Linked DNA regions of Mus musculus: regions 1 and 2 are each linked to region 3. Evidence: chromatin loops called from intact Hi-C (ENCODE). Cell type or tissue: gastrocnemius. All regions are shown on one strand.

Region 1 (8,000 bases), 85 kb before region 3:
GGGGATTCTGAAACACATTTAGGCATTGATTTGACTTGACAGATAATATGACAGAACATCATTGATACTACAATACAGGTTCTTGGGTCTCATCCCAGTGTTCTCCAGCTGTTGTCCAATAACAAAACTGACTTCCTGGCAAACAGATGAGCTCTTCATCCCTGGAAACATTTTTGTACTGGCTGGGTGACCAGATTTCTGCAAAGTCAATAGAGAATCCTTTGTTGGTAGCCAGTTTGAATTATCATAATGATTTTTTTTTTAAAAACCCTCTCTAGTATGACTTCTAAAACTGTTTCTGGTTTATGAATAGAAGTTAGAATTTTTTCCTTGAATTCTTTGTGTTTGCTGTTAATGGACTGAAGCAGCAATATGAGTCCAGGTACTGAACTGAGTGGTAGTATCTTGTAGTACCCAGAAATACTTAATACTTGACTGTCCCACTAATATTTCTATTACTTTAACAGGAGTACAACTTCGTGGTAATTATGCATTGGTTCTGATATTCTTCCCAGACAGAAGAAATCAATATAACCAATTATAGAATGGGGGGGGGGGCACGGACAATGACAAAGATAATTCAAGTTCATCTTTTGATTGAGGAGATAATACATTCTTACATTTGAATATGGAACACCCATTGATTTATTATAAACCACAAATGAAACTTAATTAGCAAAAGCTAGCTCAGCAGTAGTTAGAACACTCTCCAGACTCCCCTCTCCTTCTCTCTATCTTGAGTTTTTTTCCTCCTTACTCCATGTCAGTCACAGATAGCATAGATGTTACGATTGAACATGTCAGCCCCTGTCCCTCTGCCTCGCCCCATGTAGGATCTAATTATACACACTCAGTCCTGTTTGCTGGGCAGCCAGTCCTGACTAATTGGTGTAGGCATTTGTCCCCTTGCTCAGGCATTGTTTGTTGAGTCCTTTATTTTAAACCTGGGCTCTGCAACAGAACTAGAAATGGGAAGATTGTAGCTCGTCCTCAGCCAGAGAGTCAAACGGGATCCTAGCAATTGAGTGGCATTTATAAACTCAGGGTCTGATTCTTTATTCTTTTTTATATCCACTGTGCCATAACCCTAACCACACAGACTCAAGCCATTCAGTGGGACTGATTCCTCCATTTCTCAATGGTTCTTTGGCCTCAGCCCTGGGATTGCAGACCTCCTTCAGCCCCATGTCCCTTTGTTGAAGCCCTACTAACCACTCCCATTCTAGTCTCGTGGCTATAATAAGATGGAGCTAAGAGCATCCCTTATCCTCTCTAGACCTCCACACACCCCCATGCTGATTTCTGGCTATTCTTTCCTTAGGGAGAGATTCTCAACGGTGGCTCCTCATCAGAATGGTCTTTACTAGCTACTCAATCAATTTACCAAAATTTCTAAGGAAGCCTGGTGTGCATACCTGTTAAACAGGTTAGTTTTTATTGTCAAGTTAACTCCACAGATAAAACACACACACACACACAGAGTTGTTCCTTTTCAACTTGCCTTCTTGGCACAGTTGCTGGGTGCTACTATCTCTCGCCTGGAAAAGCATGCCCTTATCAGTACTCTTTGCTCCATACCTCCCATCTTCCCTAAACTTCAGTAACTAGTCCCATCTAGCTCCTGCCAAACATCCCTGGCCACCCACCTGTAGTAGATGCCACAGGCCGAAGCTCCTCACAAGACCCCACATGGTTGCTGGGATCCTCTACGGCTTTTCTTTGGTTGATAATTGATGTAGGTCCCAGCCTACTCTATAGGTCGTGCTACACTTGCACGGAATGGTCTTGGGCTGTATACGAAACCTAACTAATCATGAGCCTGGGGGAATCAAGCTAGTGCAACATTCTCCGTGGTTTTTACTTTAGGTTCCTATGTTGAGTTCCTGCCTTGACTTTCGTCCGTGATGGGCTTTTGGTGAGAATGTTTCATCACAGCAACAGAAAGCAAAATCAAATGCCTGTCATCCCAGACCTTGGTAGGCTGTGAGGCTAGAGGGACATGGGTGAGGTCATTCGGGCCTACACGTTAATTCCAGGCCAGCTCAGTCTGTTGTGGGAAATCCTGTCTTGAAAACAAGTGTTTCTCTGAAGGTCATCAGCGCCACTGCATTCGCCTGAACTCCTTGCGATACCCACATTACTTCGAGTTAAGCTCAAATGATTATAACTCCCCAGCCCCAGAAGATGTGTTGGATTCCTAAACCAAATCTACAGTATCTCAAAATGTGACCTCATTTGGAGATATGCTCAGTACAGGTATAATTAGTTAAGGTGAAGTCATAGGCCAGCACAGCAAGTCCTTCATCCAGTAAAACTGATGTTACTCCAAGAAGGGGGAGAGGTGGACACGAGCCAGATAAACAGTGGGGAGGATGTGAAGGCAGACAGTGAGACAATGGTTAAGAGCACTGACTACTCTTCCAGAGGCCCTGAGTTCAATTCCCAGCAACCACACGGTGGCTCACAACCATCTGTCATGGGGGGTCTGATGCCCTCTCTGGTGTGTCTGAAAGACAGTGTACTCCCATTCATAAAATAATAAATGTTAAAAACAAAGCCACCACCTAGCTGGTGGTGTTTTGTTATAGCTGCCTAGGAAAGGCATACATGTGCCACATGGCTGCTTCCCTGCCGTGCATTACATTTAGGAAATCCAAAGGAGGAGGCTGGGGACCACAGCCCTACTGTGCTCTGAAATATTGATACAGCATGCAGGCCCCAAGAGCCTGCAGCTACGTTATCTCACCCCCCACCCCCACCCCCACTTCTGAGCTGCTCTCTCTCACTCCAGCTCACTCTCCTTCCCATTTGATTTGACACCAGCAGAGACTTTCTGTCTTCTTAGCTAACATCTTTCTGGAGACATAAAGAAAAGCAACTACTTCTATGTACAAGATTTGTTCTCCTCCCATCTTCAGGTTTATAGGCTGCACAGACAGGAAGCAGAAAGAAAGAAAGAAAAAAAAAAAACCAAACCAGTCAGCTAACAAGCCATCGATCACTATCCAGGATAATGGATGCTCGCTCTCTACAGTACATTTGCTTTTCGGCTGTTTATCTCCCAGCACTGCTGATCCATGCCTCTCTCTCACCTTGTGAAAATAGATACAGAGATAAACTGTTGCTTCTGGACTGAGCAAAATTAATTTGCCTACAGGGAAAATGGACCTAACACCAGGACTTCAAAGAACAAGTTAAGGTAGGCCACTAACTCACAAAGCTCAGACAAAGTCCAAATCCTCTGTTGCTAGTGCAGAAACCAGAGGCAGGTCTACAGAAAAACAAAAGAATTTCATTATAAAGTGGCAAACAGGATGCGTCTGGAAACAAGGGCCGGAGGCAGGAGAGTAGAAGCAGAAGGAGAGAGTCTGCTTCTGACTCATCTCTGTGTCTATCTTTGTAACTCGCCTCTTTTCTATCTGAAGACCTGATCTGTAACTGGCTCACAAATTCACACGTTAGTGGTCCAGCCGTCAGGCTCTGTTCCCTGAGAAGGGACTCTGATCCCATCTTGCTCTTCGGCAGTAGGTATAGGAGGGTGAAGGGAGGCCAGTAGTGGGTGGCCATGCAGAGATATGGCTGTAAGTGGTAGTGTAAGGGAAAGTGGGCCAGCCAAACAAACAGCGCCAAGTATGTGGTTCATTCAACTATGGTTCTAGAATGGTACTTTCACAAGCTGCTTGAATGAACCACATGGATGTGACAGGGGTGCCAAGAGAGGAGTGGAAAGATACCACAAAGTGACTCATTCCATGTTCTCGTTCGGTGAGATGACAAAGTCCCAGAGCTAAGAGACCTGTTTACTTAGAATCACCCTCCTGGCTGCTCAGGCCCTTGGGATAAGTTCTTTATTTGGGCAAACCTCTCAGTCTTTTAAGCAGTTAGGCTCCTGCTAACACCAAGAGCTACCATATTGGTAAGTTTTCTTGTTGCTGCAACAAAGTTACCGAAAAAGCAAGGTGAAGGGTTTCTTCTGAATAACAGTTTCAGGCAGGTCTATCACGCTGTCTATCATGCTGGAGGAACCTGGTGGTCATGGTGACCAGATTGTAGATCCAGTGTGGAAGCAGAGACAGGTGAACGCTGATGAGCAGCTAGCTAGCTCCCCACTTCTATAGGACTCCAGGAAATGGAACTGCCTGCATCTACGGGGAAACTTGCTACCTCAACCTAATCTATTACAATCCCCCCCTCCCCCGACACACCTAGAAGTGTGTTTCCATGGTGATTCTAGATCTAGTTAAGTCAACAAAACCTCTCAGCCTCAGTGCTCACTGAAAATGTGTCAAGAAGAGCCCCTAACTGGGCCCTATGACTGGAGCTGAAGGTGGGTTAGAGACAGGAAATGGTTCTTCTGACTCAAAAGATGATTGCTTCCAGGGGTAGATTAATTTCCAAATGCTTCCTAACTATGTCTTTCTAGAAACTACAGTACCTAGTATAAGCATTCAATTTATTATATAAAATGATCTGCATTCAGATCCTGGCCTCATACTAACGAGAGGTTGTTTACCTTTCTAACCCATAGCTTTCTTATCTGTGATGGGCTCTAATGCTCACCTCCCCACAGAACTGCTATGTAGTATGCTATGATTCGCATGTGCAATGTCTTCCCCAGGCCCACTTCTCTAAGCAGCAGAACTATTGTGGAAGACTGTGGAACCTTAGAGGGTGGAGCCAAACTTCAGGAAGTGAGTCACTTGGAGTGGGCCTTTGAAGGTTAGGCCTGGCTTGTTCTACCATGAGTTCTGCCTTCTAATCCTCCCGGATGTGGAGAGCCCCACCACATGCTCCCACCGACACAGACTGAGCGTTTCTTCCTTGGCTTCCCCACTGTGGGGCGCTAAAACTCTCAGGAATCCTGAGCTCAAGCAAACCTTGCCTTCCTTGGGCAGTTTCTGTCCAGTATCACAGTCACAGCAGTGCAACAGTCACTGACATGGAGAAAATGAGACCTCAGCACAGTGTCTGGCTCCACACTCACCGGTAGCTGCCTAATGGCTTCCCTGAAGCCCAGTCATTCATTTCTTCTCTGACTCTACTTTCTGAGGTAGAGAGGGTACCCCAGAACACAAATCCCCAAAGCTGACGCACAGTCGTGTTTAGAAGAAGATACCCCTCACATCAACACTAGGTTTAAGAAGAACATTTGCTTCTAAGGTTGGCTCCCTGTAACTGGAGCCACCATGAAGTCCTATCATCATGTACCACCTGTGACAATGACCTCTACAGACAAGCTATGGAGACATATATATACATATGCACATATATGCACATAAACATATACACACACATACACATACAGTTACATATAAACATATAGCCACATATACATGTATATACACATATACACATAAACATATATACACATACACACATACATATGCATATACAGTTACATATCCAAATATAGCCATATATACATATAGATGCACATGCACATATACACACCTATACAGACACATATATACACATAAACATACACACATATGTATATACATACACACATAAACACACATGCATATACACACATATACACATATATACATACATACACACATATACACATAAACATATACATACATATATACATACATATACATATTGCATAAGGCTAGGGAAGACATTTAGGAGGCTCTTGAAGGAAAATATAGGAAAGCAAAATATTATTAGCATTCTAGTAAATCAATCACAGATGGTCTTCAAAATTAATACAAAAGCAGACTGCTCATTTTCAGTGAGTGCCCACCTTTTTAAAAATAACCTGAAAGTGTCCCGAGACCACCATCCACAAGAGTGAGCAGATACCCACCAGTTCAGCTGAAATTGTAAAAGAGAAAAAGAAAGAACAGAAACGGGTCTTTATTCTTTCCCTTGTGCTTGACAACAGAGTTGATGAAATCGCAGATGATGATCTCCTGGGATGTGGACTGTGGGTCCTTCTCCATCCCTGGAAATGCAGCTGGTCCGTGTGGCTGTTCTGTACTCAGAGGAAAGCTGTGTACTCAGATCCAGGGTGCCACTGTCACCCGAAGACCCCTGAGCCACCTTCCCAATCCTGCCTCCTGTAACCAGTGGCTCTTTCCACTAGAATTCTGTTTATGGTATAATTAATGAAAGCTAATGGCCCTTGCAGATACTTTGCCAGAGAGCCCCAAATTTAAACTCACACTGCTGATTAAGATGGGCTCTTCTCGTCTACTCTTCAGTGCCCAGCTCTGTAAAGCATTTTTAAAGCTTATAGGGCCTCCGAGAGCATCCTCAGTTATTAATCTCAGCATCAGCTCATTCTCTCTCAACCAATACTCCTTTAGAAAGCACACCGAAGGCCAAGCAAGGGGAAAGAGAGCCACTCTGTGTTCTCTTTCTTTATGGAGCAGGCTTCATGCCTGCTTCCTCCTACAGGGAGAAGTCAGCTGAGAGCTGCTGGCTGCATTGCCTAGGCCCCAAGTGTGTGCCTGCTCAGCTTCTAACACACAGTTAAAAATCATGGCTCATGCTTCACAAACATAAATATTTCAAAACCTCTTGCCTTGTAGCCTGCCAGATGGCTGTATCTCACACTTCCAATGTGACAGACTCCAAAAACCTCAAGGACTCAAGTTTGGGCTGGGGTTTATGATCCTGCAGTGGGGGTTAAGGGGGTGGACAGGGAATACAGCAGAGATCTGTCCAAATTAGAAAGAAAAACAAGTGGAAAAAAGCCTTGCGTCATTTGAGTAGAAGAATCTGCTCTAATGCGAGTTGTTTGCAGATAACACAATATAAAAAAATCCCAGTTAGCCAGTGTGGTTTTGTGTTACGTTTTCCTGGGAAGGCACAATGAATGTCCAGTCACCATAGATGGATGTGAGCAATAAATCAAAGTGTGACTTACCCAAGGCCAACTGAGTGAGACCAATGAGCTTTCTTATAGAGCCATGTGAGGGGTTACAGGAGCATGGTGACACCAGAACACCTTCAGGACCACCGAGTTCCAATCCATTGCAGTTAACCATATGTGTGTGTATATATATATATGTATATATGTGTGTGTGTATGTATATATATATGTTAGCATCTCCCAGGCTCAGTAGCAGCTGGAGAAGGAGGGCTCTCCGGTGATGGTCCCAAACCCTCCCTTCCACCACATAGCAAGCGTCTATAGCTCCATGGCCATTACCACAGACCTGGCTAGTGTTATATTGATCTGTTTTCATAGCTACCAGGGGCAAAGCCCAAGATAGCATTATGGTCCTTGGGAAAAGGTACCATACAACACATAGCCAGCAAACATTTTTCTTAAGGGCCTAGGGAGAAAGCTCATTGAATAAAGTGCTTACCTTGCAGGTTTAAACAGCACAGTTTGGATCCCCTGAACTGGGCATAGCAGCCTACCTGCAATCCCGGTTCTTAGGAGGGGAAGGCAGAGTATCCTGGGGAAAGCTGGCTAGGTAGCTGACCAAGTTTGTGAGGTTCAAGGAGGGATCCTGCTCCAATAAATAAAATGGAGAGTGAAGAAGATACTTAGTGTCAAACACTAGACTCCGAACACATATGTACACATGAGCATGGGGACTCACATGCAAACATGCATGCATAAAAAAAACTGTCATGTTTCTCAACTTCTGCACCAGTAGAATTCTCAAGTTCTACACCTACTCCTGCACGTAATCCCTCACATACGCTTTGTAAGAAAGCTCAACTGAACTCATTGGTCTCTTTCAGTTGAACTTTGGGGAGTCATACTTTGGTATCTCTTACAGGGGCAGACTTAAAGAACAGTCTCTTTGAGATGCAGACACTTTTGGATTCCATCCTGTTAGACAAGCTGCACACAACAGAATGACCAAGGGCGAGACCGAGAGACCAGGGAAACCGCTCAGGTTTGTTCATTTCCCTCAGGCCTGTGTTGACTGCTGCAAAGGGCATAGGATGGGGAGATAATTTGAGTTTCTGCTATCTTTATTTTTAGTATTTCTATCATCATATAAGTAATAGATATTCATCAAAAAAAGATT
Region 2 (8,000 bases), 130 kb after region 3:
CCTACTGATATTCCACGTCCCAGCCAGAGTTCCCAGAGCCTCCCAAAATAGTGGCACTGAGTAGGGACCAAGTGTTCAAACATAAACCTGTTGGGTACATTTCATATTCAAAGCATAGCACTAGGGCTGTGCATGCCTTAAGCTATCATAGCAAAGCCCAGTAGACTGACTGTGTGCTTCAACCAACAGAAACTGTTGTCCACTCTTGAGGTGTTGGGAGCACTATCCGGGGCCTCCCTCCCCACCTAGTGGGTGCTGTCTTTACCTATGTCGTCACGTGATCGTTCTCCTGTATGCATCTGTGTCTCAATTTCCACTGTTGTATATTTTAATTTAAAGAAACAGGGTCCTGCCATGTTGCCCAGGTTGGCATCAAAAACCTGGGCTTCAGGGGCAATCTTTTCCTAAGGACACTAGTCAATACTAGACTAGAGCCCACCTTGATGACTCTATTTGAATGTAAATTTCCTCATTGAAAGTGTTATCTCTAAAGCAGGCACAGTATTGGAGCTCAGGGATTTGGCCCTGTCCATGCCCCATGTGAGTGTGCGGAATGGATTAGTTATTGTGTGCTCTGCTGAGACCCGGTCCCGCCTTGATTTCTCAGGGCTCCCTTAGCTCTCAGCGTAGGACCTTAGCTACCAAGGAGCCCTGCTGCTCTGAACTCTCCAGCGTGGAAGTAACCTGGGCTTGACCGACAGTTCTCGCCCTCTAGCGCAAGACCCCGAGTTCCACAAGGAGTGCGATGAGTTCGGCTTCCAGTGTCAGAACGGAGTGTGCATCAGCTTGATTTGGAAATGCGATGGGATGGATGACTGCGGGGACTACTCTGACGAGGCCAACTGTGGTAAGATGCCGGAAGTCCCGCCTCCCGCAGCCAGCCTTCCTGTTACAGGCGATGGAGGATGCTCAAGTGCCTTCTGCTGCCTCAGCAGCACAGGGTGCCGGCTTTCAAGTCCTCACGGAAGGAACAGACAGGGAAGCTGGCATCCAGTAGGTGCTAGGGGAAAGCTCATTCCACTCCCTTTTTTCACGGGGCCACAACCCATGTTCGGAAGATAGTGGGTAAGGGAGAATGGTATCTTGGTTCCTTTTCTTGTGGCAGGATGCACAAGAGAGCCACGTTTAGGAAGAAACGTTTATTTTGGCACACAGTGTAAGGGTGCAGTCTGGCACAGGCAAGGGGATTATGACAACAGTGACCCCAGACAACCACACGCAGAGTCAGGAAGCCGAGAGAAGTGAGTGCGGACCCTCGATTCAGTTTCTCCTTTGTACCCAGTCCATGGCTGCAGCCGGTGGAACACGCCACCCTGACTCAGCATGGGCCTTTCCTGCTCTGCTAAACATTTTTGGAAGGACCATAATCGGCACACCCAGGGGTGTGTTTCCATGACGATTCTGAGTCCAGCTGTATATTGACTGAGATCAGCCGTCATGATGTTCAGTGCTGAGGAGTGTACCTCCCTCTGCCAGTTACAGACCATACCATCATCCTTGGGCTGTCTTCACACTTAAACTATGTCTTTGGTGAAGTGTCATGGTTAGAACTCAGAGTGACCATTCTCAGGGTAGCAGAATAGGTCAGAGAAGTGGGACTTGGGGCCTAAGAAGATGGGGTGCTGTTGAGTTTTCATGTGTTCCTTACCCCTCCTTGGACCCACGAAGATGCCATATGTTCTTCCAGGGAGTCGGACAGGTGCCCTAGGACTTGGCCCTTGGGGAGATAAACATAGATGAATCCTCTAGTTCACACCGGTGCAGTGGAAATGACTGGTGTGTTTGATCTCTACAGAAAACCCCACGGAAGCCCCAAACTGTTCCCGTTACTTTCAGTTCCACTGTGAGAATGGCCACTGCATCCCCAACAGGTGGAAATGTGACAGAGAGAACGACTGTGGGGACTGGTCTGATGAGAAGGATTGTGGAGGTGAGAACCCCAGGTACTGGGGTCAGCCCGAGCCCCACCCAGCCTGGGCAGCAGGACAGCCCTGCCTGGCTGCAGACCCCCACTCTCTCTAGAGTGCCTGGCTTAATCCTTACTCTTTGGCTTTTTGTGATGCTGAGTTCTTCTGTGATCTTTCTTTCTCATTTTGCATGTCTGTACAGATGCTCATGGAGGCCACGGGTCAACCTCCGCTGTCGGCTTTCAGTCTCTTTTCACCTTGGTTTATGAGACAGTGTCTTACTGGGGACCCGGGGCTCACCAATTAGACTTAGCTGGCTGGCCAACAGACTCCAGAGATGCCTGTCTGCCTGTCTTACCCTCCCCCCCCACCCCCACTGTGGACACAAAAGCATGCTCCACTATGCTTAGCATTTTGTATAGGTTCTGGGGATTGAACTCAGGCCCTTGGCCCCGATCCCCACTCTCTGTTTTCCAATCTATGTGATCAGTTTTCACCGTCTCCAAGGCTACCCATTCCTGCTTCTGAAGGGCTGACTGAGGGAGCCCAGAGCCTTGATTCTAACGTTTGCTGTGCAGCCCCCGCCCCCACATTTCTCTGGACTATCTTTGAAATGTCAGAGGACCCCATACCAGTGCACTTCAATATAGTCAGGGGCCCCGGGTTAGAACATGTGCTGCTGTTGCCCTTTGCTTTCTCACCTTGGGCCATTGATGCTTTATCTACAGCCATGCTAGGCCTGGGTGAGAATGGTCCAGCCACCTGGGCCTTCCTTATTGCCTGTCCACCCGCTTCCTCTAGCAGCAGTCAGGAGCCCTTGCAAGAGCAAATGTATACGACTGTTACATTATTGCAAGTGTTGTAGCTTATTAACTCCCCTAAGCAGTGTGGAAAGGCTGCCATCTCTTCAGAAACCCCTTCCATACCCCATATAAATGCTATTTACATGAGCTGATGTTCAAGGCTGTGTCTGACACTGGTCTCCTTGGGCTGGTGCAACAGGGATGTCAACATAGGCTTGGGACACGTTTTTTAATTGGTGATCAATCTTCTACTAACACTTCTACTAACACTCCTTGCTTGTTCTTCCTCAGATTCACATGTTCTACCCTCCCCGACCCCCGGGCCCTCCACGTGTCTGCCCAATTACTTCCACTGCAGCAGCGGGGCCTGTGTGATGGGCACCTGGGTGTGCGACGGCTACAGGGACTGTGCAGATGGCTCTGATGAGGAGGCCTGCCCCTCTCTAGGTGAGTCCTGGCCTTGATGTGCCCAGTTGGCATTTTCTTTCCTGGAGGGGACTCTGGGAGTATTGTGTACCAAGACTGTGTGGCAACCCAAGAGAAGCATCCCAGCTTTTAAACTGCTCTGTGTGTTTCTGGCCAGAAAAGTCCCACTCCCCTGCCTGCCACCCCTGCTTCCCTTACAGTGGGGAATTACAGATGGGGTAATAAGGCAGTGTTTTGTGTGTGTACAAAACTTAGGGGAAAGAATCATTTTTATGCTTGTTGGCTGGCTGGCATTCCCTCTAAAAGAAGGGTGACCACTGCCATCTAGTGGCTGATCACAGAAACAGCGGAAAGGTCTGTACAACCTGATCTTTGAGGTCCACCTTTGAGAAGTCACCTGTCCTGTAGGCAGAACTGGGGTGAGGGGGCCGTGTCTTTCCCTGAACTGCAAGCAGTCCCAAGCTTGCTTTTTGAAAGGAGAATTGACACTTGGTTGGACTGCTTTGCACAGTCCTTTTCAGAGCCCAATCTTAGGTCTGCAGAGATCCTCTTCCTCTGTGCACACCCCAGCACTTCCCTTTTTAAAAGTCACCAGTGGCTTCTTGCTTGGAAAATCAGAGGAGGCCTTACGGTCTAGTGGTGGAAGATGCTGTGACTGCTAAACAAATATCTTAACTTAGGCAGTCATTTTTAACTGGTGGGTTGCTAATTCGTTTTTTAAATTTTGGTTTTTAAAAATCGTAAGTGTATATTCATTGTACAAGATAGTGGGTTTTATTATGATATTCCCATATATGTTTACCATGTGTCTTGGTCACAGCCACCTACATTATTTCTCAACTTGTCACCTTGCCCCTTCTCCCTGTGGTCTTGTAGAAGATCAATTTTTTTAAAAATCCCCCTTATGTGTATGTCAGCGTGTGTGTGTGTATGTGTGTGTGTGTGTGTGTGTGTGTGTGTGTGTGTGTGTGTGTGTGTGTACTCATACCTGTTCACATGTGTGGAGGTCAGAAGACCACCACATCTTTGGTCCTTGCATCCCATCTTGTTTGGGACAGCCAGGGTCTATTGCTGTGTATAGATGCATATGCCAATCTAGCCGACACTTGGGGACTGGGGACTCTCTGTCTTCATCTCATCCTAGGAACCCTGGGATTACTGCAAGGCAAGCACTTTATCCACTGAGCTATCCTCCCAGGCCAGGAGAGCAGTTCCCAACACCCAGCCTTTCCTCTTTCCTTCCTCTTCATTCTTCTTTTCTCCCCCTACCTCTCCCCAGCCCTCTCCTCTGCTCTCCACCGCCCCTTCTCTTCTCTTTGCTCTTCTGCCTCTCCCATTGCTCTGTTCCTATCACCTCTCTTCCTTAGTTACTTTTTAGAGTGAGGCTCTCACTGTGTATCCAGGCTAGCCTCGGAGCGTGTTGTAGCACAGCCTGCAGAGACCGTGTTGGGTGGCTCCTATGCTGCGGTGGCTGAGAACGCCGTAGGAGCATCTCGGCGTGCTTTGTTCAGGCCGTGTTCCTGTGCTTCTTACCCGTTGCTCCTGATGCTCCTGTACGGTTGTCTTTGTGAGGCTGACCACCACTATGTCTCCATGTTTCTCCTTTCTCTTCTTCTCTCTCGTGGTTAATATAGAAAGTTCCTGGGAGAGAATACGTGGAGAGAGATCTGGGGACTGACACGTTTGAAACTGTTTTTGCCCTGTCTTCAGGTTTGATTGATCTGAGCTGGATTTAGGAGACTAGCTTGTCAATTGCTTTGCTTTAGAATTGGAAGGCCTCTGCGGTTGTCCTTTGAGTAGCTTTTAGGAAAGCCATGGCCAACGTGAGCCATTTCATTTTAAGTTTTCTGCTCGCTTATCATATCTCCCGCTTGGCTCCTGTGTTCTGACTTTTTACTAGGCTGTGCTTCGATGTACATCCTTTTCCCATCTAGTGTGGAGATCCACGTGTCGGGGTTTGAGGGATCTTTCCTGGAACTGTTTAGTTAATGGAGCAAGCCTCTCTCTTCTCCTGGTGACCTTGTTGTCTGTCACTGTCTGTTGATTGGATCTCCTCATGCTCTTTTTGTTTTGTTTGTTTGTTTGTTTTGTTTTGTTTTGTTTTGTTTGAACAAAATCCCTCTGTGTAGCCCTGCAATTGGCTGTGTAGAGCAGACCGGGCTCACACTTGTGGTAATCCTCCTACCTCTGTCTCCTGAGTGTCTGGGATTTCAGGCACGAGTCACCACATCTGCATCTGCGATCCTTACTCTTGCCTTTTTGGTTTGTTTCTTTGTTTGTTTGTTTTTTGTGTTTTTTTAAAATCTTTTTTAGCTATAAAGATTTGTATCTTTTCTAACTGCTTTCTGTGACATTTGCCTCACGTCACCAGCTCTTCCTCCGAGTGTCTTCGTTTCTGTTATTCTGGATTCACTTGTTTTTCATGTTTATTATTGTTCCTTTCAGTACTGTCCCCATTTGCATGGAGAATATGTGTATGCCCACGAGCATACTAAAGACATTTGGCGTCGAAGTTTGCGTCTGTGTGTGTTTGGTGGCGAGGTGTGTATGTGTAGGATGCCTGCACAATTTGTGTGCCTGTGGGTGCGCACACAGGGGCCACAGCAGGACATTGGCATTGGGTGTCTTCTCTATCGCTTTCAGCTTCATGCTCTGAAACAGCCCTTCACTGAATCTGCTCTGCTTTGTGACAGGGGTGCTGGGTATTCAGAATCAAGTCCTCAGGGTAGTGGGTCTTAGTCACTGAGCCATCTCCTCAGCCTCCTGACATTTGTTTCCTATAAAGCTGTTTTTCCTCCAAACAATCTTTCTTAGAGCTATGTGTGTGTGTGTGTCTGTGTCTGTGTGTGTGTGTGTGTCTGTGTGTGTGTGTCTGTGTGTGTGTGTGTCTGTGTGTGTGTGTCTATGTGTGTGTGTCTGTGTGCATACTTGTATGTGTGTCTATGTGTCTGTGCATGAGTGTGCATCTGTGTGTAGGTGTGTATGCATACTTGTGTATGTATGAGTGTGTGTGTAAGTGTGTGTGTGCACACTTGTACGTGTGTATGAGTGTGTGTTCATGTATGTACACACTCCTGTGTCTGTGTATGAGTGTGTGTGCACACTTGTGTGTCTGTGTGCATGAGTGTGTATGCATGTGTGTGACTGTGTGTGCACACTTGTGTGTCTGTATATGCATGTGTGTGACTGTGTACGCACTCGTGTATGTGCACATTTGTGTGCGCGCACATGCACATGCATGCATACATGCACACGTTGCATTTTATTTTGTTTTTGAGGCTAAAGGCTTTCCTTAGATAACTCTTTATAGCTACATGTGTTTTAGAACAGGAACTAAAATGCTGAGCACTAATAGGTTCCAAGCACACTACTGAGCATGTCGGCTTTGTGCTTTGTGGCTAGCCTTTAGCTAGGAAACCCCAGGCCTTGGCAAGTTCCTTGTTTATCCATGAAGCTGTCAGTGTACTTAGGCCTCCTGCCTATACTGTAAGGTCTCATGTCAGAGCTCTCGGGAAGTGTCTTGGCTTCTCATTGACTGACTGTAAGTCAGTACCTCTGTTACCAGTAGCTTCTTCTTTCTCAGGTAAGGCTGCTCAGACAGCCCACTTTGATTCTTTACAAACCACAGTCAGCCGGGCTTCTGGCCTACTCAGATATGGGCAGTCGTCTCCTGGGGCTGGGTCCAGAGGGAGATGGTAGCAAGGAGGCTGCTCTGAAACTTCTGACCCTTTTCCGGTCGTCTCTCTCACATGATAGTTGTTGAGCCTCTGGGGGACCCTGTGATGTTGAGCTGGCTGGCTCAGAGCGTTCTCTTCCAATAGCTTCCGGTGGGATGCAGCCCCTCTTCCCTCCACACTCTCAGCACATTGAAAAGTTGAACAGTTGCTCTTATAGGCAAGCTTCCTCCTTACCAAAAAGTAATTTTAAAAATGGCATTTTCCTAGCAAACTCCACTGCCGCCTCCACTCCCACCCAGTTCGGGCAGTGCGACCGATTTGAGTTCGAGTGTCACCAACCAAAGAAATGTATCCCCAACTGGAAGCGCTGTGACGGCCACCAAGATTGCCAAGACGGCCAGGATGAAGCCAACTGCCGTGAGTATCCTCTCGTGGCCATTGAGTCCTGAGTCCCCTTCTTCAGCTTCGTCTTTGGGCAGCTGGTTCCTGTCTGCCTTGGGTAACTTTGTTTACTGAATTGTCTATGAGGGCCTTAGCGCATGGGCACACGTCACAGTATATGGTAGTGACACCAGATTTAACAGGCTGGCTAAATGTTAAATACCTGGAGCATGCGTCCCTAGCAGAAAGATTCTGAATGGAAGAAAAATATCTTGAATGAGGTTTTTTTGTGTGTGTTTTGTTTTATTGCGGAACATATTTAATTCCTAAAAGCCCCTGTTGGTAAAGCCATGGCCTTTTGGAAGTATTCAGTGAGCATCTTAGGCATTTAGAATATTCTATTGGACAGATCCCCACTGCACTGTTAGAACCTCACCCCTCACCCCTCACCCCTCACCCCTCACCCCTCATCCCACCCCTGGTCACTGGCACTGGGACTTTCCTCTGTGGCCTTGCTCTCATTCCACGTTGAATGTCCTTATCAAGGGAGAATACACCAAGCCCAACACAGAGAAATTAAATGCCGGTTAGTGGAAAATCCTACATTTGCATGGGAAGACTGAAGAAAGCGAACCCCTGGGGCAGTCCGATAGCAGGGCCGGTTTACCTCATGCTCACGCTCACCAAAGCCACGGTGGGAACAGCTTAGCCAAGAGCGAGCTGTGGCGTCAGGTGAATGTTAAAAAATAATTAACAGGAAAGAAAAGAAGCAGGCCTCCCTCCTGGCTGATCAGAACTCGCTAATT
Region 3 (8,000 bases):
GCAAAGGTGCTGGGATTACAGGTGTGTGTCATCATGGTCAGCAACACTGGTCACATCACTCAGCATCACTCCATCACCTCTGCTCTCCATTCATCTGCGTGGGTCTGTTGGAGATCCGAAAAGGAACCACTCAATATGGCGACCGCATGCTGAGCCCTTTGGGCTGCAGCACTGAAAAGGGCTCAGAAGCAGCCTGAGAAACAAAGGCTGGCTGACTTCTGCCCCCCCTCCCCCACCTCACCCCCACAGAAGCCTGAGAGGAGCTTTCAGTGAAGTTCCCTTATCTGACCAACGGAAGTTACTCAAGAAGAACCCAAGCCATAGCCTTTAACATCCTTACTGGCGTCTCACCAAACAGACGAACTCACAAGCATGGTTCATCAGCCTATTGTGCACATTCTGGGAAACCCTAGCTAGGGCTCTATTGCTGTGGAATAAGAAGACTTTCCTTTGCAGTCTGCTTCCTCTTTTACAAAACCTTGCCATCACCTCTCAGATTCTACAGGCCCCTAAGCTCAGAGGCGTGGGCTGTATAAGCGTCAAACCTGCCCCTTCCTTGGGTCTTGTATATTGTGTGGCTCTCATGGAGAGTGCACAGAGTAAGTCTGTGTATCTCTTTTGATAATTTGACTATTACCAGCTTATTTCTTGGTGGGCCTCTAGAGGGAGAGACACTAGTCACTTAGATGCAGAGAGAGTCTAGCCAGGGTCCAAGGAGTGATGGGGAGTATTTCCAAAGGTCCCCAGGTAAGAAAGAAATCAGAGTATGTTTTCAGGATTCTGCCCTTGCCTGCCCACTTTGTCTTCAGCTGTCATTGTTATTTTAAAGTTCCTCCTTTCCTGTCATCCTTTCTCCTCCCCCCTTTCTCTCACAGGGAGAGCCTATGTCTGGGTCTTGGGTGTTTTAAGTAAACACTCCACCTGTGAGTTATATCCATGTGAACGTCAGAAGACAACTTGTAGTTTGGTTGTTTGCCCCCACCATCTGGGTCCTAGAGATCAAACTCAGCTCATCCAGCTTGGCCGCAATCGCCTTTTCTGGCTGAGCCAGCTCGTGAGTAATTGGACTTGCTAAGTTTCGTAGGCTTATCTCAAACTCATGATCCTCTTGCCTTCAACGTCCCAGAAATGGGATTATAGACATTAATCTCGCAAGTGCTGGAGTATGGGTGTCTTCCACCATACTCAGCTTTTGCTAGGTGTTTCCTTTATTCATGTATGTATGTGTGGTATGTGCTATCATACATATGTGTGTTTGTATGTTTGTTTATGTGCATGGACACACGAAAGACACATTCATATGTGTGTGTGTGTGTGTGTGTGTGTATACATTCGTGCACAAGTGTGAAAGTGTGGCCCCCATATGGAGATCAGAGGACAACTTGTTGTAGATGTTGGTTCTCTTTCTCCACTACGTGGGTCCTGGGAATTGAACTCTGCTTACTGGGTTTGGCAACAAGCACCGCACCTTTCCCTGCTAAGCTGTCCATGTATAGATCCATGCATATTGATTTTTGTAGTGATGTTGTCCAGCATCATAGCAAGGCCGTGGGTAGGGCAGAGAGGGCTAGAATACATCTTCCCCTTGTCTATGGCCCTGGGGAGATGGAGGAAGTACAAGCTTTTTTACAACCCAGATCTGGTTTTGAAGTTAGGAAAACTACCCCGCTTGGATTGCACAACTCAGCTCTGACTCCTGTTCGGGGTGAACTTGCCCTGTGGCTCTTCCGCTCTCACCTCTCACGCTCTTGTAGGAGTCCCAAAGGTAGAGAATAATCTTACCGACCAGGGAACCCTCCTAACCCCTGCCCCAAAAGCATAAACAAAAGAGAAAAGAAAAAACAAACCCACCAAACCCATGTAGAAACTTGCCACAAGACCAGAACCATCATGCAGACCTCCAACGCTGCCTGCACAGTCCTTTGCTGTGGGGAGTGTCACAGTTTTTTTTTTTTTTTTTTACATACACGAGCTCACTTGCTTGGTACTCTGACTGTTAGCAGAGGTGGGGTAAGAACTAAGTCCTCTATTTTATAGGTGAGAAAACGGAAGCTCCAGGGAGGGCATTCAGCCAAGTCCCCATAGCTAGAATTGGGCCTTTGCCTTAAAAAAATTCAGTGTGCTTTCTTTCTCCTGTGCCCCATGGTTCTGCAGCCCACGGTCTCCCCGAGAGCCGACTATCCACCTAAGAATGGCTTAGAATGTAGATAATGATTAGAGAGGAAGGCATTCGAGGAGTAAATTAACCGTGTTCAAGCATTCTTGCCAGTTTTATAGCATTGAAATTACAAATCCAAATCAAAATGAGCAAGTAGCTGGTCCTGCCCTACTAATCCTTCCACGCAAATTGCCACCTGAAGCTGAAGCCAGCAGTTCACAGGGGCAGACCGCTTTGTCTTCCACACAACAACTAGAAGCCGCTTGGGGTTGTTTTCTGCTGAGAGCCTAACTCATCGAAGATGGTTCTCATTAAAGATAGCCTGACAAACAACCGATGATCAAATCTCATGCAGGGTGTTCTGACTGTAGGCTGTTCCTTTAGTCTTCTCCTGGGAGTCAAAGATGGCAGAGGTGCTGATGGTTCAGTGGCTGTGAGTTAGGTGGCTCAACAATCATCTGAGTTGGGGAGGGAAAGGGTTGTGGGAGGGTGGGAGGCTGCAGAACCTCAGCTGGGGCGGGTTGAGGGAGATGAAGGGATGCTGGCATTCTTTCACAGGTGATAGTCATATTTTGAGCTCATAGTTACAGAGGCTGGGAGGGAAGTCTGTGAGCATGGCGTTGGCACCTTCTCAGCTTCCAGCAAGAGCCGGATGCTGCTTCAGCTCATAGGAGGTCTAGCTGTTTTAGAGATAAAACAAGGAGGGCTCCTTGCTTTATGAGAACTGCTTTAGGCGGAGCTAAAGTTCAACTGCTCTACCCACTGTTCTTGGGAGAACAAACTTACTCCACTGAGAAAGGCCCGGTTCCTCTCAATAGCATAATCAACCCTTAAAGGCACCCACCACAATGGCAATACACTTCAACCCAGGGACAAACCCAGTTCAGATCATGACAGGTTCTGGCGGGTTGCCCAAAGCGGTATAGATTGGAGGGAGGGAGGAACGAAGGAACTAGATTAGGCTAACTAGACTGAAGTTGAATGGCAAGTAAACAAGAGACAGAACCAAGCTCCGGGCTTGCTGAAGTGGCAGAAAGGTGTGTGTGTGTGTGTGTGTGTGTGTGTGTGTGTGTGTGTGTGTGTGTGTGTGTGTGTGTGTGTGTGTGTGTGAGAGAGAGAGAGAGAGAGAGAGAGAGAGAGAGAGAGAGAGAGAGAGAGAGAGAGATCGAGAGAGATCACCTTCCCTTCTCTAAACCAATGGACGGCTTTGAGTCATCCCAATAACCAGGACTGGAGTCTGGAGAGACCTAGGATGAAATACAGGTTAATACTTAACTGCTCCCACCAGCTGGGGGAAAAATGTATAAAAGCGGTTACAATCTGGCTCTTGGAGCTGATTTTAAGGTGCATTGAAAGTGCACCCCGTCTTTGGGCATCTGATTCCTCCAGTACATGAGCAGTCTTTACAGCCTTTACAACTAATGGTGTTTGGTTGAAACACACATCTTAGCTCTGAGAGTGGCTCAATGCTGGAACATCTTAAGGGACCAAAGCAGGAGGCTGGTAGGGCCCTGGGCCATGCCTAGTGTAGTTGTCCAGGTGGAGCAAGTATAGCCTAGGTTTTACTGCTTCTGGGCAGGGTGTTTGTCTGCTATACTCTGCTGGACGCAGGGGCAGTTAGTTCAGCTTGATCAAAGGTAGTTTGAGCTGTAGCCATTTCAAGCGCATTTCTGGTAGTTGAAACCACGTAAGTTTCACAAACCAGCAGGTTCATCTTGACTTACTTTGTTGGTGTGCTAAGGGCCAGTTCTGTGGTTTGCTTTCCATTGGAGGTGAACATGAGGCCAAGGCCCAGGAAGGTGGTTGAGTGGCTGCACAAGGTGCAGAGACTGATGGCAGTTTGGGGCGACCAGGGTACCCCAGGAGCCCATGGAGTAGCTAACTCAACCCGGGGAAATAGAGCACGGCGCCCACGCAACTCTTCACTGCGGTAGGGAGGGCGAGGTGTGCGCGAAGGGGACCACGGTGCCCTCAGGCGGGCGCTCCCTGCCTTGACTTCCCCATCCCAGGGGGCGGGGCCGCAGTCGCAGCGAGCGGAGAAAGTGCGCGAAGGGGGACGCGCTGCGAGCTCACACGTGACGGCACGGCGCCGAGCGAGCGGGACCCGGCGGCGGCGGTGGCCGTGGCTGCGGTGGCGGGCGCAGCGGAGCGGCCCGGGCGGCTTGGAGCCCCGGGAGCGGCGCGCGCGGCCCCGGCCCTGGCCCCGCGCTGTCCCGGCGCGCGCTGCACATTCTCTCCTGGCGGCGGCGCCACCTGCGGGAGCGTTCGCCCGAACATGGCGACACGGAGCAGCAGGAGGGAGTCGAGACTCCCTTTCCTATTCGCCCTGGTCGCGCTGCTACCCCGCGGGGCTCTCGGCGGGGGCTGGACGCAGAGATTGCACGGTGGCCCGGCGCCCTTGCCCCAGGACCGGGGCTTCTTCGTGGTGCAGGGCGACCCGCGCGATCTCCGGCTAGGAACGCACGGGGATGCCCCGGGGGCGAGCCCGGCGGCCAGGAAGCCACTCAGGACCCGGCGGAGCGCTGCTCTGCAGCCCCAGCCTATCCAGGTGTATGGACAGGTGAGCACTTCTGCAAGCCACCTCCTTCCAGCCCCTTTCTCTCCCACCACTTCCTCACCCCCGCACCCATCCTTTGCAGTCGCTTCCCAGGTGCTGGCTCCGCTTGGGGACTTCCCGGCTGGCATGTTTGTTTCATTTCTTTTTCTTCTCCTTTCCCCCTGTACATCACATGAGTACAGCCGTCAGCACTCTGGTCGCATAGATCTTTTTTCTTTTTCCTCCTTTCTGTCGATTTTAGCAGATGTGTTCCAGGTAACTGGAAGGGTGCAGAGCCTCTCTTCCCTAGCCTGTATGCAGACAGACTAGGGTAGTTTCTGGCAGGATTTTGAGGGGTACAGCATAAATTTTACATCTGGATAAAAACGGGCATAACCCCCCTCCCTTCCACCCCAACTCCCGTACCATCCTTTGGCAGCGGGAGCGAGAATCCTGCAGTTGTAAAGCACTTAAGCAGAATTGCAGAGGAGGGCATGCCATGTTTATTCTCATGAACCCCAGTAAAGGTGGGCAACTCTCAAAGCGCTACGAATGCCCCTTGTGTACCCAGTAGACATATGTGTGCGTGTGAGCTCGTGAATATCTGCGTGTAAGGCTGGATTCTCTTCGTTGGGAGTACAGCACATCAATCCGTCCCCTTTCCATCCCAGCCCTTCAAGGTGATGGCTTTATTTTAGATAGAAACTATCTCTTATGACACTTGGGATTTGAGACTACTGCAAGAAATTTGCTGGGCTTAATATTCATTAAAGGATTTATTTCTATCCAGGCAATGGGTTTATTAGGTCATAAGTAACACACATTTCACTCATGGCCCCCACTGACTGCTGGGTTGCCAAGTTGAATTTGTCCCCCTTCGTATCAGCGCTGGTGGAATCAATTTGCCCGTATTATTGTCTACTCAGAGACTCCCAGTCCTTCAGTTAAGATTGACATCAGCAAAACTAGAAGGTCGGTGGGAGAGAAATGGTGGGCCTGATGGAGCTGACCAACACAACCATGTCCCAGAGCGACTGTTGCTTTCTAAAGTACAAATTAAGTGATTAGCTGGGGGTTCTGCCTTTCTTCACTGATTTTGGCTATAGCAAAGTCTTCCTTCAGGCCATACATAGAGTTAAGCAATCAACTCCTGGAGCCAGAAAGCGTCTCATAAAACATGCCACCCTATTGTGTCACCCTATTGTGTCACGTTTTGAGTGAAGAAACCCAAACTGTGACAGGTGCGATGACTGGTCCAAGGTCACGCAGGAAAGGGCTGTGAGCACTGTAGTTCTCTTGCCTGCATGGTCTCACTGACCTTTGGGTGCTGGGAGGTGGGGGGTCACCTTGTCTCTGCTCAGTGCTTCCTAAACATCTCCTTTCTAAAATAAAATGTATATATCGTTATGAAGACAGAGGGGCGGTTGTGTGTGGGTGGGAGTAGCTGACATCTGCCCACCACCAGACCACTTGCCCCTGGGCAGGAATGTATACCAGATGACCTGTAACTGCTTGATGGTGTATGTATGTGCGTGTGCGTCTGTGTGTACGTGGTGTGTGCAGCGCTTAGACTCCTGAAGCCCACCTGCCCTGTTTTGGGCCCAGATCCTTGTGCCCCCCTTTTCATCCCCATCTGAAACTTCCTTTTTGTAATTTGGAAGTCAGCAAGATTGCTCTTGGCAGGCATGGCAGCTTGGAATTGCCGAGGGTGGGTCTCTCCAGCTTGCTGAGCTCTGCTGTGCTCCTGAGAGGGTGGGCTGGGTGTGGGAGGAGTGAGTGTTCAGGTCCCCTCCAGCCTAGCTTTGGTGGACAGAGGCACCTTCTAGTCTCCGTGGCATCCATGCAGGTGCTCTTTATTTCCTCCTTCCTTAGGGTTTGCCCTGTGAAAATCTCCCAGGGATTTATAGCAAGCTAGAGACGAACTCTGTCCTCTTTGGGAGCCTCTCCAAACACTTCCCCCCCACCCCCCGCCCCCTGCGCTTTGCTTTCATGTCTTCAGGCCAGCCAGACTGGTTCCATTGAAGGATGCAGATCCAGCCAACAGTTGGACTCAGAATGAGGCATTCCCACACAACAGTGAGGATCCCTCCTGTACCCGTCCTCACTAGGGCTGCCTTCCTAGGCCCCCATTCCCTATTGCTACAGGTTAAGGAAAAAAATAGCATTACCCTTCCTTGTGGAGGAGTGGACTCAGACAGAAGGAAGACCTAACTTTATGGTATGGGATTTCTGCCACAAGCTCTAACCTGGTGCAGGCCCTTCGGACTACAGGCTCAGGAAGCAGTGACTGAATGGCTTAGGGGCTCTTCTCTGGGTCTCTGGGGTGATGTATGTCTATTTGGAATCACCTCTGTAGCTGAGGTGGCCATATGTGTACCTCGGTTTTTCCTGGGACATACCCAGGTATGAATAGTGCCTCCACCCCCTACCCCCCCAAATGCGGCTGTGTTATTAATCTGTATGCTTGTTTGAACTCTTACCCTGCACCAAGTTATATAAATTCCCTTCAATTCTTAAACCCACATAATTACAGTGGACAGTTGTCTGAAGGGGATATGTTTCTCAAAACACACACACACAAACAAGCAGCAAACAAAGAAAACAATTGAACTCGAGGTCATTGTAAACAAACAGGTGATAACCAGCAGACCTGTCACACTCAACCGGCCCTTACCCTACCGTGGGCTTATGTGGCTGAGGGAGGCTCTGGACCTGGAGTGATGGCTGGGGACAGGGAGACTTAGGTGCTCTGCAGTTTCTTGTCCTTGGGCCTTGGTGAGGGTAAGGGAGTAAGGGGACACTTGTCAGAGCTGGAAGCAGAAGCCAGGGAGGTGGTGAGAAGGTCACTAGCCTCAGGGGGGACAGAAGGAAGGCTTTGCCAGGGAAATTTTGGCAGAGAAAGGAGCCTGTTAACAGCATGTCACACTGGAGTGACCCTTCTTTTACCTTCCTCACTTTATGGAGTAAAGATTTTGTTATTTTGACTATATTCCTTCTCAGGATCTTTTTCTTAGAAAGATTTCCTAATACGAGGAGAGTGGTTCTGACATGATCACCCAGAAACACATTTGCAATAGTAGAGACCAACAGACCAGATTCTAAGGCTTTTCTACATAAGTTCAAATTTTACAAGGAAGGCCTATCCTTTAAAAGAGGTCAAATTAAAGGAGGAGGAAGCAATAGCTTTTAAATATATAATATATGTAATTATTATTGACAATAATCTCTAGTACATTTCTTGATAACTGTGCATATTATTAATGATTTAATAATGTATAAATATATTTAATTAATTTATATATTAAA

The links. Peaks named below come from ENCODE experiments on the same cell type or tissue, not always from the same donor. Only the 100,000 strongest peaks of a DNase experiment are listed, where the experiment ranks them.
Region 1: it touches region 3 in a loop (5-fold over the local background); 8 of 42 quality-filtered maps call a loop at or near these places.
Region 2: a loop joins it to region 3, with 4 times the contacts of the local background. A loop is called at or near these places in 11 of 42 quality-filtered maps.

The regions. Positions count from the first base shown.
Region 1 is chr9:42,205,480-42,213,479 of GRCm38, reverse strand. It overlaps 4930546K05Rik (RIKEN cDNA 4930546K05 gene), which reads left to right and starts at 4,249. Exons shown (of 7, transcript NR_040754.1): 1 at 4,249-4,327; 2 at 7,746-7,865. In gastrocnemius, a CTCF peak has its summit at 4,826; a DNase peak (open chromatin) is centred at 4,846; H3K27ac peaks cover 1,155 bases.
Region 2 is chr9:41,995,401-42,003,400 of GRCm38, reverse strand. Sorl1 (sortilin-related receptor, LDLR class A repeats-containing) reads left to right here. Exons shown (of 48, transcript NM_011436.4): 29 at 716-847; 30 at 1,796-1,930; 31 at 3,002-3,157; 32 at 7,081-7,230. Among named protein-coding and RNA genes, the nearest start is that of Gm16214, 23 kb to the left of the region's middle. In gastrocnemius, a CTCF peak has its summit at 3,487 (motif pointing left); DNase peaks (open chromatin) are centred at 3,127 and 3,481.
Region 3 is chr9:42,120,547-42,128,546 of GRCm38, reverse strand. Sorl1 (sortilin-related receptor, LDLR class A repeats-containing) reads left to right here and starts at 4,250. Exons shown (of 48, transcript NM_011436.4): 1 at 4,250-4,718. The coding sequence starts at 4,434. In gastrocnemius, a CTCF peak has its summit at 4,419 (motif pointing left); DNase peaks (open chromatin) are centred at 4,374, 6,429, 6,667, 7,505 and 2 more places; H3K4me3 peaks cover 2,830 bases; H3K27ac peaks cover 3,770 bases.